Regions from separate parts of the Homo sapiens genome. Here region 1 is linked to region 2. A link is a contact called in ENCODE Hi-C or POLR2A ChIA-PET data. All regions are on one chromosome and are shown on one strand. The core of a region is the stretch at or near the end of the contact, and the rest is flanking DNA. Distances in the headings are between cores, read along the strand shown. Region 1 overlaps ARHGAP29-AS1 (ARHGAP29 antisense RNA 1). Region 2 overlaps ARHGAP29-AS1 (ARHGAP29 antisense RNA 1).

Region 1 (3,725 bases), core at 649-3,148, 49 kb before region 2:
ATTTTCCTGCCTCAGCCTCCTAAGTAAGAGCGTGCCACCACGCCCGGCTAATTTTTGGTATCTTTAGTAGAGACGGTTTCACCGTGTTGGCCAGGCTGGTCTCGAACCCCTGACCTCGTGATCCACCCTCCTCAGCCTCCTACCTTGATTTCCATTTTTGAGGTTACAATGAGACTTTATTGTTATTTCTCATATTACTTTATATTTGTAAATTAATAAAGCAAATTACATATATTTGCTTTGTAATTTGCTTTATTAACTTACAAGCAAAATTAATAGAAGTGATTTTTATTAATAGCCGTGATTTTTCAAAGAATCACTAATAGCTATGATAGCAGGAAGAGCAATTCCTGGAACCACAGGCGTTATCCTGTATCTGTTGTTTCTCCCAGTTTTGTAACACATCACAAGAGGGCGCGAGAAGACGCCTTTTTGAACACAAGCAAGCCTCAGGCTGAAAATTTTGTTCTTTAAGCGGTACCAAAATAGTCACAAGATGGTGCTAACAGATTCCTTTTGAAAACCTAAATGGGCAGTCTCGATTTGGTTATTGGAATTATATAAAAGCTAATACTGCAGTTATCACTTTAATTAGAACAATACAATTCACGAGGTCAAGGGCAAACTTTTCAGTTCAAACGTAGACCAAATAGTCTCTGTTCTAGATCTAATCATAGCAAAGGTTTTGGAGTGAAAGTTTCTGTCTCTATTAATCAAAGTTTTAACAAAAAATATATTTTAAAAAATCATACTTAACAGGTGTTGAGTTAGCAGCCCTATTTCACAGAAAGGATGGAGTTCTTGAGGTCTGCTCTAAAGATCCCCTGCCTTGAGGAATGACTGTGAGGGGGAGCTACCTTGGGGAGTTCTGGTTTCTTTTCATTACAAGTTTACTCCTCGGCAAATTAGAGACTTGCTGAAAGAAAAGTAACAGGTCATCTCTGGAGTCCTGGATTTTATTCAAAGAAGAGCATGAAACATGATTTTAGACAACAAAAATAAAAGCAAGATTTTTTTGTCGTGTCTTTCCTTCTGAGCCTGAACTTACCTTCCCGTGGGGCGGGATGGCCCCCAGCAAGTGGAGAAGAATGAGGCTGAGGGACACATTCAAAGCAGAATGCATGCATAGCTTTTAAGAATATGATACAACAGCCTCAAGAACAGGAACTTGGGGTCATTCAGATGTCCTAACAGGAGGAATCAAATAGTGGCAGCTCCTTCAAATCGGTCGGTTCCTCTACTATTTCACTTTCTCCTTTTTGTATTTATGTAAAGAACAGGCTTGAGAATTATCATGCAATACTGAAGTAAGGAAAAGCTCTGAAGTCAGGAATGAAGGAATCCCACTTTTGTTACGTCAAAATTGCCAGAAGCCTAGACTAGAAGCAGGAGGGGGAGGAGAAAAGAAGCTAAGAGGGAGAAGGAGGTGATCAGGATTGAAAAACCACTCTAACCAGCAAGGTCTTAGCACCCTCTCACTCAGAACTCATATAATTCTCAAAATAACTCTACCAGTTTGGTGCTTTTACCTACACTTGACAGATATGGAAACTGAGAATGTGAGAAGGTAAGTCACTTTTTCAAGGTCACGCAACTAGTAAGGGGTGGAACCAGGAGTCAACCCAGATAGCTAAGAAATGCCAAGTATGTGGAATTTTAATAAAAGCTGACAAGGAATCATCCAGAACCTTTCATATTTACTCTGTGGCAGTTGTTGTCAGAGGAACATACAGAAAACAGGTAATTTGCTCTTCATTGCTGTGACTGAGGGGCAATGACCACGGAGGATACAGATAGGACTATAGTCTCTTCCCAGGGAAGGGAGTCTGGCTCTTCTCTGGAGGGCCCGGGATGCTGGGTGGTTTCCAGTGTAGGATGGAAGAAGCTACTTCCATGTTCCAGGCTGCGGCCTACCCAGCAGAAACTGCCTGGCTCCTTCCAAGGTGGTAGTTTCCCTCTGCTGTTTATTGATGTGCTATAAAAAGAAAAGTGCTTGTAAGCAACGCAAGTGCATGAACAACTTAATTAAAATAATTAAAGTAATAGCTTGTGAAAAAAAGTAGTAAAACTAATTATTATAAAGTAGCTGTGTGGGAGGATGAAAATTGCTGACATTCTTTAGGTCTAAGCTGCTCTGTTTGGCACAGAAAACACAGACAGTTTAACTATATCCTCAGAAGGGATCTGAGGTTCCCCTCTCCCAACTTAGATTTTAACTCTCCTGTTTCTCAGTTTTTAATTTCCTCCTTGGCAACAACCACACACGAATGACCCTCCAGTTCTCACTCCGAGTTGTCCCTTCTAGTCAAGCATCTGACTTTTTTTTTTTTTTTAGAGGGAGTCTTGCTCTGTCGCCCAGGCTGGAGTGCAGTGGGATGATCTCATCACTGCAACCTCCGCCTCCCGGGTTCAAGCAATTCTCCTGTCTCAGCCTCCCAAGTAGCTGGGATTAAAGGTGCACCCCACCATGCCCAGCTAATTTTTGTATTTTTAGTAGAGACGAGGTTTCACCATATTGGTCAGGCTGGTCTCGAACTCCTGACCTCAGGTGATCCGCCTGCCTTGGCCTCCCAAAGTCCTGGAATTACAGGCGTGAGGCACCGCGCCCAGCTGCATCTGACTTTTTTTTTTTTTTTAACTCAAAGAAGTATAAAAGTTTAGAATCTGAGAAGCTCAGTGCTGAAGGAACCTGCAAACCTGCTGGTAAAATTATCTGTAGGATGCGTGGCTCCCTTTGCAAACGTTCCCAGAGTGTTGCCACTTGATGGTTATCCAGCCTTTGCTGGAGCCCTTTCAGTGAGGACAAAATGACAGCTGTGGTAGCTCTGGCTGCTGTCGAGCGCCTTTTTGTTTTAAGTTACACTCAGTCCTTTTAGTGCCCCAGTATTCCTCATTCTCTGCTTCGAGGCCGTAGTGAATAAGGAAACTGCCCCTTCCAAATATTTGAAGGAAGAGCGATGTCAGCTCATGCCTTCCCAGTGTCTAATTCAATTGCCAAACCAGCCAGGTGTTCCACGCACAGGAGTGGAGCTCCAGCTGAGAGGTCCCACAGTTTACCTAGGCTCAGCCATGTTTACCTGAGATGGGCAGATGCAGCCCGGCTGAGAGCAGGGTCAGAGTCAGCTGAGAGGAGCCACAGTCGGAGCTGAGGGAAAATCGGTGAACATCAAGCCCAGACCTAGAATAGGGAACAGAAGAAGGACATCAAACTTGCTAGCTCAGAGCATCAAAAGTAGAGGAGAAACAGAAAGAAGGGTCCAGAAAGGCAGTTCAGAACTAAGACCATGAATGGTCAATTTGTACAGGAGCTCCCCTCTCCAGGGTGAGTCACGCACATCTCATGGCCATGCAGGGCAATCCCCTCTGTCAAACAGACGCCTGGTAGCTCTTCAAGTATTCATTGTGTGACAGGCTTTTGCTACTCCCTTTATTAGCCATTCTATAATCTTTCAGATCATCTCATAGAATAACTGGTCATTAGTAGGTGGAACCCAGCTGACACTTTTGGATGATGAGTGAGAGGTGCTTAAAAATGTATATCAGAACACAGAGCAGACTTTCTTTGCTCAGGAAAAATCACTTTAGTGGACTCTCTTAATTATGTAAACATAATTTGATATAGGATGGGAGTTACATCCAATTACAACACTGCACAGCCAATAACTTAAAACCAAATATGGGACATCCCTGTGTTTAAAACTCACCTGGTCACTCTTAACCCCTTA
Region 2 (3,489 bases), core at 913-3,412:
GGGAGCTGGGGGGGATAGCATTAGGAGAAATACCTAATGTAAATGACGAGTTAATGGGTGCAGCAAACCAACATTGCACATGTATACCTATGTAACAAACCTGCAAGTTGTGCACATGTATCCTAGAACTTAAAGTATAATAATAATAATAATAATAATAGTAAAAGAGGTTTAATTGACTCACAGTTCCAGATGGCTGAGGAGGCCTCAGGAAACTTACAATCATGGTGGAAGGGAAAGGGGAAGCAAAGAACTTCTTCATAGCAGGAAAGACAGAGCTAGCAAGAGCAGGGAAAACTGCCTTATAAAACCATCAGATCTCTGAGAAGTTACTCACTATCATGAGAACACAATGGGGGAAACCGCCCCCATAATCCAATCATCTCCCTCCCTCAATATGTGGGGATTACAATTCCAGATGAGATTTGGGTGGGGCCACAGAGCCAAACCATATCAGTATTCTTTGTAATATCCTTTATAATAAACCAGTAAACGAAAGTGTTTACTTGAGTTCTGGGAGCCACTCCAGCAAATTAATCAAACTCAAAGAGGGTAGTGGAAACCTCAACTTGAGCCAGTCAATCAGAAGTTCCAGAGCCCTGGACTTGTGACTGTTGTCTGGTGGGTGTGGCAGGATGTACTGGGGACTGAGCCCTTAACCTGTGGGATCTAATGCTACCTCCAGGTTGATAGTGTCGTAATGCTATCTCCAGGTTGATAGTGTTGGAATTGAATTGGAGGACACCCAGTGATTGTGATTGTTGTGTGAGAGCAGAGGAAAATGCAGTTTGAGTTTTTCCACATTTACCATACCATATTCCACTTTCCCAGTCACTGGTACCCAACTTTCTGAGATCATCTTTGACTTCTAACATACCAAGTCATTTGATCACCAAAGACCTTGTTTATTCTATTTCCTTCTTAATTTTTCTGAAATCTATTCATCCTCTCTGTTTCTTCTGACCTCACTTTTAAAATTTATTTATTTTTGAGACAGGGTCTCACTCTGTCACCCAGGCTGGAGTGCAGTGCCATAATCTCAACTCACTGCAGCTTCAACCTTCCAGTCTCAGGTGATCCTCCCACTTCAGCCTCTCGAGTAGCTGGGACTACAGTTGTGCATCACCACGCCTGGCTAATTTTTGTATTTTTTGTAGAGATAGGGTTTTACCATGTTGCCCAGGCTGGTCTTGAACTCCTGGTCTCAAGTGATCCTCCTGCCTTGGCCTCCCAAAATGCTGGGATTATAGGCATGAGCCACCATGCTCAGACTAAATTTTTTCTTATTTTCAATCCATAGTATATGTTATGGGTTGAATATTTTTGCCTTTCCCAAATTCATATGTTGAAGCCCTAAACCCCTAATGTGACTGTATTTTTAGGCCATAATTATAGTTAAATGAGGTAATAAGAGTGGGGCTGATAGTGTTGGTGGCCTTATAAAAAGAGGAAGAAATCTTTCTCTGCCATGTGAGGACACAGCAAGAAGGCAGCCATCTGCAAGCCAGGAAGAGAACCCTCAACAGACCCTGACCATGCTGGCACTCTAATGTAAGACTTCCAGCCCTCATAACTGTGAAGAAGTAAATTTCTGTTCTAAGCTACTCAGTACATAATATTTTATTAGGGAAGCCCACGCTGACTAAGACAGTGTATTACTTGCTGTCTCCTAGAACAAGTCATGTTCTTTCAAAATATTTTGTCTCTGTGTGCTTGCCTTTCCACCAACTGCTCACTGGGGCTTGAATGTAGTTCTTTTTTTTTTTCTTTTTTTTTTTTTTTTTGAGACAGAGTCTTGCTCTGTCATCAGGCTGGAGTATAGTGGCGCAATCTTGGCTCACTGCAACCTCCGCCTCCCGGGTTCAAGTGATTCTCCTGCCTTAGCCTCCCAAGTAGCTGGGATTACAGGCACATGCCACCATGCCTAGCTAATTTTTGTATTTTTAGTAGAGACTGGGTTTCACCATGTTGGCCAGGATGGTCTCCATCTCCTGACCTCATGATCCACCCACTTTGGCCTCCCAAAATGCTGGGATTACAGGCGAATGTACTTCTTTTTCTCTACACCAGTACATTCCCTCTCCTTCTTCATGTGCAAACACTCATTCATCTTTTAGGAATCAATTTATGACTCACTTCCTCCAGAATGCCTTCATTGACCCTTCCAGGCTGATATTCTTCCTCCTTATATCCATAGCTTCCTGAGCTTAACTTTATTACAGCTCTTATCATGCTCTATTATAATTCCCTATTAACTAATCTGTCTCTCACACTAGCTTGTGAGACCTTTGAGACCGGGACTGTATTTTTTTTTTTTAACCTGTATCTGCAGGAGTGAACATAGCACTCAACTCATTGTTGATGCTCAATGTGTTTTTGTGGAATGAATGACTGAAACTCATGACTGCCTCGTTCCATACTCAATCTACAGTCAACAAAACACACTGTCCAACTCTATTCATTGCCTTGTGACACAGCTGGTTGTGAATGTGCGACTCTCACTCATGAAATTATGAACAGCTGGAAGACAATCATTTTTATGTTTTGTTTTTGTATCAGCCATGACACCTCACTCTGTGCCTTGTACATGTTAGGTAGACAATAATTTTTTTGTTAAAGAAATAAGTACAGTTGACAAAAAAGCTAATGCACTCTAAGCCTTCATTAACAGATGTTCAGTGTAAAAAGAGTGTTTGTACTCCTAATAACTCTTATGTGGATCGGATCACATCTGAAGTATTGTGTTCAATGCTGGGCAACCACCATACATTCCTTCCTTCAACATATGTTTATGGAGTGCCTACTCTATGCCACTATCTTTCTTCTGTGCCCAAGGCTTAGAAATCAAAGAAACTTAGGTTTTGTCACTTAAACTGTGTGTACTAGACAGGATTGGCTAGATTTTGTTATAGAAACAAACAATCTCGGAGTATCAGTGGCTTACCACATCCTAGTTTTGTTTCTCTTTCATGCTTTATGTCTGTCATGGGCTGAATGCGGCTTTACTCCACACAGTATTCACTCCAGGACCCAAGTTGCCTCCATCTGGAACATTGCTGATTTCACAGCAGACAGAAGGCATAGCCAACCATGCATTGGCTCTTAAAACTTCTGTCCAGAAGTAACACACATCATTTCTGCTCACATTTCATTGGCCAAAGTCAGTGCTATGACCATGCCTGGATTCACACAAAGAGGGGCAAATAGGGTGAACAGTAATATAATCTACTACACTATGTGATCTAACCTGTTCAAGTCCCCATTTTATCATTTGTAAAATTATAACAATAATCTCTGCAATGAAGACTGAGGTAAGGATGCAAAATAAGGTATGTAAAGTGTTTGGCACATTGTAATCTGTCAGGAAATTGTAGCTATTTCAATTTAAATTCTATTTAAAAGTTTAAAAACTCTGATACTCAGCATAAGAAATTACTATAAGTAAAGCTCTCTAAACACTTAACAGTAAAGTAAATTAGTTCTCCCTTC

The links. Hi-C counts contacts between places; a loop is a spot of excess contacts on that map. ChIA-PET counts read pairs that join two places held with the same protein, here RNA polymerase II (POLR2A). Pooled maps may share reads with other maps.
Region 1: a loop to region 2 is called in a pooled map, with 2.4 times the contacts of the local background. The contact joins two enhancer-like sites. A Hi-C loop is called at or near these places in 7 of 168 maps with a recorded cell type or tissue (Calu3, PC-3, cardiac septum and 3 more) and 7 of 50 pooled maps. POLR2A ChIA-PET finds 5 or more read pairs at or near these places in 5 of 52 experiments (Caco-2, HCT116, MCF 10A and 2 more).

The regions. Positions count from the first base shown.
Region 1 is chr1:94,332,762-94,336,486 of GRCh38, reverse strand. ARHGAP29-AS1 (ARHGAP29 antisense RNA 1) reads right to left here. Exons shown (of 4, transcript XR_002958338.2): 3 at 3,078-3,178; 4 at 1,681-1,975. Among named protein-coding and RNA genes, the nearest start is that of ABCD3, 84 kb to the left of the region's middle. Within about 2 kb of position 1,898, at least 5 of the 41 ENCODE cell types and tissues checked have a DNase peak (open chromatin) inside an H3K27ac peak, as active enhancers do; they include PC-3, where a contact is called at or near this core.
Region 2 is chr1:94,284,169-94,287,657 of GRCh38, reverse strand. The region is part of intron 2 of ARHGAP29-AS1 (ARHGAP29 antisense RNA 1); the gene reads right to left. It also overlaps a transcript of ARHGAP29 not described here. Among named protein-coding and RNA genes, the nearest start is that of ARHGAP29-AS1, 38 kb to the right of the region's middle. RefSeq lists an enhancer at 3,014-3,073. Within about 2 kb of position 2,162, at least 4 of the 41 ENCODE cell types and tissues checked have a DNase peak (open chromatin) inside an H3K27ac peak, as active enhancers do; they include PC-3, where a contact is called at or near this core.